Regions from separate parts of the Homo sapiens genome. Here all the other regions are linked to region 4. A link is a contact called in ENCODE Hi-C or POLR2A ChIA-PET data. All regions are on one chromosome and are shown on one strand. The core of a region is the stretch at or near the end of the contact, and the rest is flanking DNA. Distances in the headings are between cores, read along the strand shown.

Region 1 (2,700 bases), core at 123-2,622, 960 kb before region 4:
CTCCTCCGTATCTAAACCTGACCTTTCATTGAAGGCTTCACATTTCCAGAAAGACTTTCCTAGCCAGCACAGTCCACATCAACACTCCCTTTTCTGAATCCCAGTTGCACTTCCTGTCTTTACCACACAACTGAGCTCTTAATTCAGCTGTGATTATTACACATAGACTGCGCAGGTTTTGGAGTTCGTTAGGTAAAACTTGGTTCAAATTTTGGTTCCTTGGAGTGATGACAAAATTCTGGAACTTGATTATGGTGATAATTGCACAACATTGTGAATGTGCTGAATGCCACGGAACGCTGACGTTTAAACTGGTTAGTATTCTGTTATGTGCATTTCACAATTATTTATTTGTTTATTTTTGGAGATGAGGGTCTCCATATGTTGCGCAGGCTGGCCTTGAACTACTGGGCTCAAGCAATCCTCCTACCTCAGCCTCTCGAGTAGCTGGGACCACAGGTGCACACCACCGTGCCAGCTGTTAACACAGTTGTTTTTTGTTTGTTTGTTTTTTAAGACGGAGTCTCACTCTGTCGCCCAGGCTGGAGTGCAGTGGCGTGATCTCGGGTCACTCCAACCGCCACCTCCTGGGTTCAAGCAATTCTCCTGCCTCAGCCTCCCGAGTAGCTGGGACTACAGGCGCGCGCGACCACGCCCAGCTAATTTTTGTATTTTTAGTAGAGATGGGGTTTCACCATGTTGGCCAGGATGGTCTCGATTTCTTGACCTCGTGATCCGCCCGCCTCGGCCTCCCAGAGTGCTGGGATTACAGGCATAAACCACCGCGCCCAGCCTCTTTCCTCCCCTCTCTACTCCCGGCTCCAAGATCAGCCCTGGCAGCAGCAGTGAGGGTCCCAGGCATCGCCGGGATGGGATGGAACAAGGCTCCCCTTCTCCAGGGCTACCCCTGGGATGCTGGCAGCCCCGTGTGGCAGGGAAGAGGAACTGCAGGAGCGTCCTTCAGGGAGGAGAGGGGCCAGAAGACCTCAACATGGCGCCCCCAGGTTTCCCACAGGCCCCCTCCTGTAGACCAGCCGGCCTTCCCCTCAGTGACGACTCAAAGTCAGATTTGAAGAGCTCTCTGGGGACATTCCTCTCCCTGGATGGTGGTATTCTGGGGAGCGGATGTGAACTTCCCTGAAGGGGAGAGGTGTAAACTCCCAGCATCCTGCTACCACCCTCCGCCCCCATCACCCTTCATTCCCCAGGTGCAGGCTGGGGGCAGAGGAGAGGGAAGGGGATTAGGTGCTGGGGCCGGGGAACCGAGACCCAGGGTGTCACCGCTGACAGCAGCGGGGCCCGCAGAGCTGCAGGGAGACAGAGCCGCCTCCCCGCGGCGCCGACGCTGCCATCTAGCTAGAGGGCCCCACTCTTTCTTTAACCAGAGGTCACAGCCTCATTGCCTACCCAGGAGGCAGCCCCGAGACGCCCCCTGCGGCCTGGGTTTTCTCCACCCTGTCCCCGCGCCCACCCCAGCTCTGCCATCCCCGGCTGCACCGCTTTGTAAAGGGGACGGCTGGTCAGACCGAATCACTGCGCGGGCTCGCGCTGGGTCGGGCCTGGAGACTGGATCTGGGGCTTCCGGAGAGCCCCAGGCTCCCCGCGCGCCCATCCACCCGCAGCCGCCTGAGCATTTATGGTAATGTTTGGGTTGGGGCGAGCGGCCGGATCCCCGCCCCCTGCCTCCGCCGGGCGGGACCTCGAGGCCGGCTCCTGGGGAGCTTAGCGCCGGCGCCTTCCCGCCGCGGCCGGGTCCCCTGGGTGGAGGCCCTGGGTGCCGGAGGCCTGAGGTCCGGCAGGTGGGCTGGCCCCCGTGCGGAGGCTCCTAAGACCGGGGGGTACGAGAGGGACAGTCCCAGTCGGTCGGAGGAGGGGTCCGCGGGGTTGGGGACTCCGATCCCGCTCAACCTACCCTAACCACCCACTGCTGCCCACCCAACCCCCGCCTCTGGCTTAAGAGTCCATCATCCCCAGGAGGAGTCCCGATGCATCCACATCCTCTTTCTCCTTCTCTCCCCCCACCCCCTGGCAGGGAAGGGGCTGAGGGAAGAGGCCAGCAGCTCTCAGGGGAGTCGTCGGAATGCTGGGAGCCTGGGAACAGACCCTGCGGTCCCTGGGAAAGCCAGGCTGTGGGAATCCCACCGTCAGCCCCCTCCCCAGGATGGGCCACCGGATGTCAGAGACCCCAGTTCCCCAACGGGGATCTTTGTGAGGGTGGGCCCTGCCCCCCAGTTCAAGCCCCAGCCTGGCTCGACCCCAGAGTTCAGTAGGCCATCTGTGACGAAGACAGCCCCTCCCCCGCTCTCCGCCCTCCACCCCCCTGCCTGCTCCAACATAATCCTCGCCATTGTGCCCGTCGCCCCCTCCCCCCGCTCCCCCTCTCTAGACCCCTGTACAATGGGGCCTTTGCAGCCTCCAGAATGGAGATGAACTCACGGTTTTTCCAAGTTTAAAAATAGCCCCTCCCATCCCGCAGAAGGCCACCCTCCCTCTCTCCCATGGTGGTGTGGGGTGCACCTCCATCCCGGCTGTGCCTCCTTCCTCCTGCCCTGGGTCAGGTGCGAAGGACATGGGTGAGACAGCATCCGGCGGGAGCAGGGCTGCTTCCCCCGATTCAATCTCTTCCCCCACATCTTCCATCCACCCCCCAGTACAGTATCCGGTTTCCTGCCCCCTACCCTTTTCCACCCTGTTTTCACT
Region 2 (2,700 bases), core at 168-2,667, 700 kb before region 4:
AAAAAAGGAAGAATAGACTCTCTCTGGGACTGCCAATAATTTTTCCTTCTAAGCATAGACACCGGACCACTCTCCACCTAAGCATCACGAAAAATGTAGAGAAAGGAAGAGCTAAGAGCTCCTTAAACAAGTTCAGGCTTGACACAACCCTGGCCCTGACAGCCAGGGTCTTCAAGCGGGCCTTTCTGTGAAGGGTGGCCAGGCATCAACTTAGTAGGAGAGAAAACAGATGACTTATTTCCATCCACACTTAAGGAAAATGCAGTCTCCAAGGACTGCGTACATTTCTTTTTCGAGAAGGAGTCTCGCTGTTGTCGCCCAGGCTGGAGTGCAGTGGCGCAGTCTGGGCTCACAGCAACCTCTGCCTCCCGGATTCAAGCAATTCTCCTGCCTCAGCCTCGTGAGTAGCTGGGATTACAGGCACCCGCCACCACGCCTGGCTAATTTTTGTAGTTTTGGTAGAGACGGGGTTTCACCATGTTGGCCAGGCTGGTCTCGAACTCCTGACCTCCAGTGATTCGCCCGCCTTGGCCTCCCAAAATGCTGGGATTACAGGCGTGAGCCACCGCGCCCGGGCGACTGCGCACATTTCTATGGAGCTGTAAGTTAAAAGAGAAGGCAGTGAGGTGCTTCTGTCATTCTATGACAGAAACAGCTAAAGAGTAGAGAAATGTTCACAAGATTTAATAGAACAGAAATAGGAGAAGGTGCACACAAGCTCAACCAACTATAGCCTCACAAATAAAAGTGTCTTTTGTGTGTAGTACTTAAGTTTGGAATATTCTTTCTTATACAAATGAGTGGGGCTTAACCTAAGAAATCCTGGCCAGATTCTGCGACGAATGCATCGGTTATCTCTGACCCATCAGCAAACATCTTTTTCTGTGGCTTCAGTTTCCTCAGTAAAACAGAGGGGGTTGCGACGGACTCAGTCCGAGGGACAGCCATTCTCCAACGTCTATCCAAAGCCTAGGGCACCTCAATACTAACCGGCAGGCCAGCGCCCCCTCCGCGGGGCTGCGGACAGGACGCCTGTTATTCCATTCCTCGGCCGGGCTCTACAGGTGACCGGAAGAAGAGCCCCGAGTGCGGGACTGCAGTGCGCCCGACCTGCTCTAGGCGCAGGTCACTCCCGAACCCCGGCAGCAAAGCATCCAGCGCCGGAAAAGGTCCCGCGGTCGCCCCGGGGCCGGCGCTGGGGAGGAAGGAGTGGAGCGCGCTGGCCCCGTGACGTGGTCCAATCCCAGGCCGACGCCGGCTGCTTCTGCCCAACCGGTGGCTGGTCCCCTCCGCCGCCCCATTACAAGGCTGGCAAAGGGAGGGGGCGGGGCCTGGGACGTGGTCCAATGAGTACGCGCGCCGGGGCGGCGGGGGCGGGGCCGGGCGCGCAGCGCAGGGCCGGGCGGCCGAGGCTCCAATGAGCGCGCGCCGCGTCCGGGGCCGGCTGGTGCGCGAGACGCCGCCGAGAGGTTGGTGGCTAATGTAACAGTTTGCAAACCGAGAGGAGTTGTGAAGGGCGCGGGTGGGGGGCGCTGCCGGCCTCGTGGGTACGTTCGTGCCGCGTCTGTCCCAGAGCTGGGGCCGCAGGAGCGGAGGCAAGAGGTAGCGGGGGTGGATGGAGGTGCGGGCCGGCCACCCCTCCTAGGGGAGACAGCGTGCGAGCTCCGGGGGCGGGTCGGGAGCGCAAGGGAGGGCCGCGCGGACGCCGGGCGCTCGGCCTCGCACCGGGGGGCACGCAGCTCGGCCCCCGGTCTGTCCCCACTTGCTGGGGCGGGCCGGGATCCGTTTCCGGGAGTGGGAGCCGCCGCCTTCGTCAGGTGGGGTTTAGGTGAACACCGGGTAACGGCTACCCGCCGGGCGGGGAACCTTACCGCCCCTGGCACTGCGTCTGTGGGCACAGCGGGGCCGGGGAGTGAGCTGGGAAAGGGGAGGGGGCGGGACAACCCGCAGGGATGCCGAGGAGGAGATAGGCCTTTCCTTCATCCTAGCTACCCCCAACGTCATTACCTTTCTCTTCCCGTCCAGGCCCAGCTGGCTTTCCCCGTCAGCGGGGGAGCTCCAGGTGTGGGGAGGTGGTTGAGCCCTGGGCGGGGATCCCTGGCCGCACCCCAGGTGTCTGACAACAGGCACAGTGCTGCGGTGCGCCACTCACTGCCTGTGTGGTGGACAAAAGGCTCGGGTCTCCTTTCTCTTGTCCTGTTAGCTTCTCTGTTTAGGGATGTGGCAAAGCCGAGGACCCATGCTCTTTCACTTGGGCCTTTGTGTGGGCGCTGCTGGGATGATTAGAGAATGGTTTGTACCCATCAGGAGGGAGAAGGGGAGAAGTAGGCTGATCTGCCCTGGGTAAGAATGAAGTAGATATGAATCTTACAGCCTCTCCGTTCTGGGATGTGATTCTGTCTCCTTCACTCCGGGTATCCAGTTTTAAGTGTTTTCTTTCTTCGCCTCCCCCAGGGGCACTATGGCAGACAAAGTTAGGAGGCAGAGGCCGAGGAGGCGAGTCTGTTGGGCCTTGGTGGCTGTGCTCTTGGCAGACCTGTTGGCACTGAGTGGTATGTACCCCAGTAGAGGGAGCAAATGGATAAATGATGACTGAAGGATGCATGATGGGAATTGAGCTTGGGGCTGTTGGCCAGAAGTCTCTTGAGTTGTTAGGTCCAGGCCTTTTTGTCTTTTGCCATCTTCGTTTACCCATGGAAA
Region 3 (2,700 bases), core at 116-2,615, 730 kb before region 4:
TCTACTCCATGTGATCACTCCAATAAATTAACCCTGGGAGACCCTTTGCAAATTAGGCTAGGCTTGATATTAAACGTGGCCACCAAAATTCTGGGCCACAGGGAGCCCACAGAAAGGACTCTAAGGTCCCAGAACTACTAGGTTCAAACAATTCCTTAAGTTCATTGAATGTGCACAGCATATCCAAGTCAAACCGTTTCATTAAAAAATAAAACACTGAGCACTTCTATGTTGAAGCTATTGCTTTTGCATATTGTTGTCGTCTCAAAAATCCTATCAGGTGGACAAGACAGGCACCTTTGGGACCATGTTACAGAAGCAACGGGTGGCATCAAGGGATGAGGTGACTTGCCTAGGGTCACAGAGCTAATAACCGAAAGAGAGTTGGGGCCACAATTCAGATCTTCCTACTCCTAGTCCAGGGCTCTGGAATGACTGCAAGAGCAAAGATCCCAGCCCTCACCAACAGGCTGGACAGGGGGAGATTAGCAGCTCCCCATCTCTTTCTTATCTCGGCCTGGCAGTGGCCTCCACCAGCTCTGCAGTTTGTCTGTGCACAAGCCCAGGGCTCGGCAAGCAGGCTCGTAATGGAAAGGCCCACGGCGGCCTCCCACCCACGGTAGTAATTCAGTAGGTGTGTCACAGCTGGGGACTTGGAGCGTTGGCTGTGGCTGGGAGACCACTATAACACAAAAAGAAGGCGCACTTCTAAGACGTTTGTGTGCAGTTCGGAGGCTTGGCTGATACTCTCTCCTATGAATCAAAAGTGGAACGTGTCTTCCCAAAGGGGCCGTATCTGCATCCGCCTCAGCCCAGCCTCGAATGAAAGGACCCCGTCTGTGTAGACGAACGTTCTTGGTCTGGGTCACTAAATCTAGAGCCGTGCATCCCAGGCCTGATGGGAATCCCACCCAGATGCCCGCAGGGACCGGAGTTCCGTTCCAAACAATCCTTCCACTCTTAACCCAGTATCACCGCTCTCTGATTTCCCCATTCCTTCCGGAGGGCAACCGAGCTACTGGCCCTTTAAAAGCTACTCGGACCAAAAAAAAAAAAAAAAAAAAAAAAAAAAAGATAGCCGTTCTGACCAATAGACGACTGAGGATGGCAACCTGGGGCCAATCGCTGCACGGCTCGTCCAGAAGCCCAAAGTGTGCTGGTCACCGGCTCAGCACTCACCGCCGTTGCAGCCGCATTGCCGTTACCAGACATGGCTCCGCTTGGAAAGTAGGCTGTGTGTGGGTGCCGCTAAGGTCCCCCGGCCCCGGGAAGCCGGGGGCTCCGGCCGGCGAGTACCGGGGACACGTGGGACCCGAGGTCGTCCTACAGTCTGACTCCTGGTCTCCGCAGAGCCTCGCGTCACTTCCGGCGCCCTCCCTCGAAGGGGAGGTCCCTCCCTCTGGGCGGGAATTGGAACATTGCGACAGTGGACCTCCCCATTCGACCACCCCATTCCCCAGCTGTGACATGAGCAAGTAGTGCAGCTTCTATGGCGCTTCCTTTGCTCTGTTCAAACTTAGCTTTGCTACAACCTTGAAATAGGCAGCATTTTTCTTTTTGATACGGGGTCTCACTGTGTCCCCAGACTAGAGTGCAGCGGCATGACCACGGGTCACTGCAGCCTTGACCTCCCGGCTTCAGCGATCCCCCCACCTCAGCCTCCCAAGCAGCTGGGACTACAGGCGCACATCACCACGTGGGACTAATTTCTAGATTTTTTTATAGAGACAGCGGGGAGGTGGCCTCACTATGTTGCCCAGGCTAGTCTCGAACTCCTGGACTCAAGCAGTCATCTCGCCTTGGCCTCCCAAAGTGCTGGGATTACAGGCGTGAGCCACTGGCCCAGCCAGCATTTCAATTCTTAAAATGAGGAAACTGGTTCAGAGAGATTAAAGGTCATGCCTAAAGACAAGTAACTGAAGTGGGAGCACAAACGCTACATGTAGTGAGAAAAGGGCTTGTTAGGAAAAGTGCTTTCCCATGAACATAATTTTTTTTTTTTTTTTGAGACGGAGTTTCGCTCTTGTTGCCCAGGCTGGAATGCAATGGCACGATCTCAGCTCACTGCAACCTCCGCCTCCCGGGTTCAAGCAATTCTCCTGCCTCAGCCCCCCGAGTAGCTGGGATTACAGGCACGCACCACCACACCCAGCTAATTTTGTATTTTTGGTAGAGATGAGGTTTCTCCATGTTAGTCAGGCAGGTCTTGAACTCCTGACCTCAGGTGATTCGCCCACCTCGGCCTCCCAAAGTGCTGGGAGTACAGGCGTGAGCCACCGCGCCTGTAATCATGAACATAATTAACAATCATGATTATTAATAATCACCCAGCTAGGTGCAGTGGCTCACACCTATATTCCCAGCACTTTAGGAAGCCAAGGCAGGAGGATTGCTTGAGCCCAGGAGTTTGAGACCACCCTGGGCAACATGGTGAAAACCTCATCTCCACAAAAAATACAAAAATAGCCAGGTGTGGCGGCACACACCTGTAGTCCCAGCTATTCAGGAGGCTGAGGTGTGAGGATCGCTTGAGCCCAGGAGGTCGAGGTAGCTGTGAGCTGTGGTGGTGCCACTGCACTCTAGCCTGGATGACAGAGTGAGACGCCCATTTTTTTTTTTTTTTTTTTTTGAGATGGAGTTTCACTCTTGTTGCCCAGGCTGGAGTGCAATGGTGCAATCTCAGCTCACCGCAACCTCCAC
Region 4 (2,700 bases), core at 146-2,645:
CACACACATATATACATACATATATGTATGTATTTTTTTTCCTATTTTCAACTGCCATACAGAGATACAACACTATCCTGTTGTCAGACACTTTGGGATGGTACAGCTACCAACCTTAGAAGCTTTTGGATTTGATTCTTTTAAAATATATCCTCCTTGAAAACAAGTTTCACTCTGATACACTTGCTGCAAAGATCTATATCTATAATAGCTGTCCTACAAAATTCTGTCACTTCCTCCTAATACAAGCTTTTGTTTATGAATAGTACCACTAATCCTTTAAGACCACTGTCAGCTCTCATGAACACACAAGTGTGTTAACATCAGACTTGGTATTGTTTTTCAACAGAAATATCTGGAACACTTTGTAAAACTGGGATCGTCAAAATCAAGCTCTATCAAATCATACTCCCATAAGGTCTGTGTCCTGGCAAATAATACATATATCAATATAAAATAGAAATTAAAATATCAATTTAAAATAGAAATTAAGAAACAATTTTCGTTGTCGTATGTTTCACCTAACACTATCAGGCCATGCTAATGTGGCAACAAATTCCATCAACACATCTATCTGCAGCCTAGAAGGATCTCAAGTCAAAAAGCAGACAGCAGTCCTTCTTGGATCCCATTTTATCGCAGGTGGGCTTCCACGTGAGACCAAAACAGTAAATGACAGCGAGACTAAACACATGCTTGCTGTCAGGGCATAAAACTGATCCTAAAAGGAAGGCTCATCAAATATAAGGTCATGAGGCATGGTCACTCAATTTTAGAAGTGTCTTCTAAACCCAAGGAAACATGAAGCAGAGTGCCCCAAGAGTTATCTGTGGTGAACTCATCACCTGCCTTAAGAATTATCAACACCCTGACGTATGCATTGAACTGGTTTGCTTACGACTCACGATTAATCTTATCTTCTTGGCATCTGCCTATTTGTTATCTACTCTTTATATTTTATCCTTCCATGCTCCATAAGGGATTCGCGGGAAGGAGGGAGATCCACCCGCCCGGGGCACGTTCTAGAGAAAGTTAAGTCAAAAGATAATGCAATGATAGCGCTCCGGCCTCTTCCAGGAGGGGCTTGGCAAAGATGGGGACAGAAATGTACAAAGAGACATCAGAAGCTGGGGCACTGTAAGGGGTTCCAAATCAGACAGGGTCGAAGTTCAAGAAGGAGAAGGTCCCTGGTTAGCAAAGCATAGGAGAAGGAATTTGGAGAAGATAAGAGTGAACAGGCTTGAAGTGGCATTGGACCAGCAGAAAATATCACAACGCAAAGTCAACGACCCCGTCCCCTGAAGCTATTGCCTGTCTTACCAGAGCCTGAAGTGCCAGCAGCGACGACACGACAGAATCTCAGCGGCCGAAGGGTTCCCACTTCCGACTCAGCACAGCAACCGGAAGTTACGTCATCAACAAGCGCCGGGGCATGTGGAAGTTCATCTCCGCGCCGGAAGCACGGTGTGCAGGCTCACCGGGGGGAACGGCGCGCAAATAGTCCTACAGCGCATGCGCTAGCTTGTTAGGGGCGGGCTGGAGGCGGGCAGGAAGTGGCAAGAAGTGGCCTTGGCATCGGATTGTGGGGGCTGGAGTTGGCCCACCTGGCAGTGCGCTTTGGAGTATAGAATATGAGGCTGGGTTTTGGAAATCAGCGTACCGAGGGCAGATAAAACTCTGTGATCCCTGGCTCTGCTCGCAACCTCTGTTGGGGGTCTGCTCTCTTATTTTCCCACCAGTCCTAGACCTTTTTGAAGCAGCTTCTGTTACTCTCTATTATTCAAAGGGATAACACTAACAGCAATAACAACTACAAGTTTGTTATTGTTGTGCTGTCTTTGGAGCAATCTTTGGAGTGTGCTATCTTTGATTGGATTTCAGTTTTCTTATCTGTAAAGTGGAGACAGTATACATCCTACAAGGTTGTTTTGAGATACACATAGATGGCCAGGCACAGTGGCTCACGCCTTGTAGTCCCAGCACTTTGGGAGGCTGAGACGGGCGGGTCACGAGGGCAAGAGATCGGGATACACATAAATAATAGAAGCAGCATAATTTTCAAGAGTTAAAAGCGCTGTGCAAGTGAAAATTCACAGATTGAGAGAAAATAGTTGCAACTCATATATCTGATAAAGGATTCATCTCTAGAATATGTAAAGAACTACAAGAACGAAAAACCCCCAAACAGTTCAGTTCAAAAAAGGGCAAAGGACTTGAATAGACATTTCTCCAAAGAAGATACATTCCAAGAGAATGACTATCCACTTGGTATCTGTGGGGGATTTGTTTCAGGACCCCCTTGGGTACCAAAATCCAAGGATGCTCAAGTTCCTTACATAAAATGATGCAGTATTTGCATATAACCTATGCACATCCTCCTGTGTCATCCTAGAGATGACTAAGTCATCTCTAGATCACTTATAATACCTAATACAACATAAATCTAAATAGTGTTGTATTGTTTAGGGAATAATGACAAAAAGTCTGTACATGTTCAATACAGATGAAATTTGTTTTGGAATATTTCCAATTCATGGTTGGTTGAAGCCACAGATGCAGAGCCCACAGATATGGAAGGCCAACTGTACAAATGGTGGATAAGCATATGAAAGAGTGCTCAACACCACTAGTCTTTAGGGAAATGAAAAAAAAAATCATGAGATACCACTTAATACCTACTAGGATGGCTACTATAAAAAA

What was found. Hi-C counts contacts between places; a loop is a spot of excess contacts on that map. ChIA-PET counts read pairs that join two places held with the same protein, here RNA polymerase II (POLR2A). Pooled maps may share reads with other maps.
Region 1: a loop to region 4 is called in a pooled map, with 4 times the contacts of the local background. The contact joins the enhancer-like site here to the promoter of UBE4A in region 4. A Hi-C loop is called at or near these places in 1 of 50 pooled maps. POLR2A ChIA-PET finds 5 or more read pairs at or near these places in 4 of 52 experiments (CD8-positive, alpha-beta memory T cell, K562, activated CD4-positive, alpha-beta T cell and 1 more).
Region 2: a pooled map shows a loop between it and region 4 (4-fold over the local background). The contact joins the promoter of HYOU1 here to the promoter of UBE4A in region 4. A Hi-C loop is called at or near these places in 1 of 50 pooled maps. POLR2A ChIA-PET finds 5 or more read pairs at or near these places in 3 of 52 experiments (B cell, T-cell and naive thymus-derived CD8-positive, alpha-beta T cell).
Region 3: a pooled map shows a loop between it and region 4 (5-fold over the local background). The contact joins the promoter of HMBS here to the promoter of UBE4A in region 4. A Hi-C loop is called at or near these places in 1 of 168 maps with a recorded cell type or tissue (naive thymus-derived CD4-positive, alpha-beta T cell) and 5 of 50 pooled maps. POLR2A ChIA-PET finds 5 or more read pairs at or near these places in 2 of 52 experiments (activated CD4-positive, alpha-beta T cell and activated CD8-positive, alpha-beta memory T cell).

What each region holds. Positions count from the first base shown.
Region 1 is chr11:119,320,028-119,322,727 of GRCh38, reverse strand. No RefSeq gene overlaps it. Among named protein-coding and RNA genes, the nearest start is that of MCAM, 4.2 kb to the right of the region's middle. RefSeq lists enhancers at 764-1,389, 1,390-2,015 and a silencer at 1,452-1,891. Within about 2 kb of position 1,372, at least 30 of the 41 ENCODE cell types and tissues checked have a DNase peak (open chromatin) inside an H3K27ac peak, as active enhancers do.
Region 2 is chr11:119,055,922-119,058,621 of GRCh38, reverse strand. It overlaps HYOU1 (hypoxia up-regulated 1), which reads left to right and starts at 1,417. Exons shown (of 26, transcript NM_006389.5): 1 at 1,417-1,602; 2 at 2,455-2,552. The coding sequence starts at 2,462. RefSeq lists enhancers at 910-959, 1,319-1,818, 1,819-2,319 and silencers at 1,190-1,469, 1,560-1,839.
Region 3 is chr11:119,083,546-119,086,245 of GRCh38, reverse strand. HMBS (hydroxymethylbilane synthase) reads right to left here and starts at 1,365. Exons shown (of 14, transcript NM_000190.4): 1 at 1,180-1,365. The coding sequence starts at 1,212. RefSeq lists enhancers at 1,088-1,137, 1,067-1,764.
Region 4 is chr11:118,358,295-118,360,994 of GRCh38, reverse strand. It overlaps UBE4A (ubiquitination factor E4A), which reads right to left and starts at 1,395. Exons shown (of 20, transcript NM_001204077.2): 1 at 1,321-1,395. RefSeq lists an enhancer at 1,389-1,458.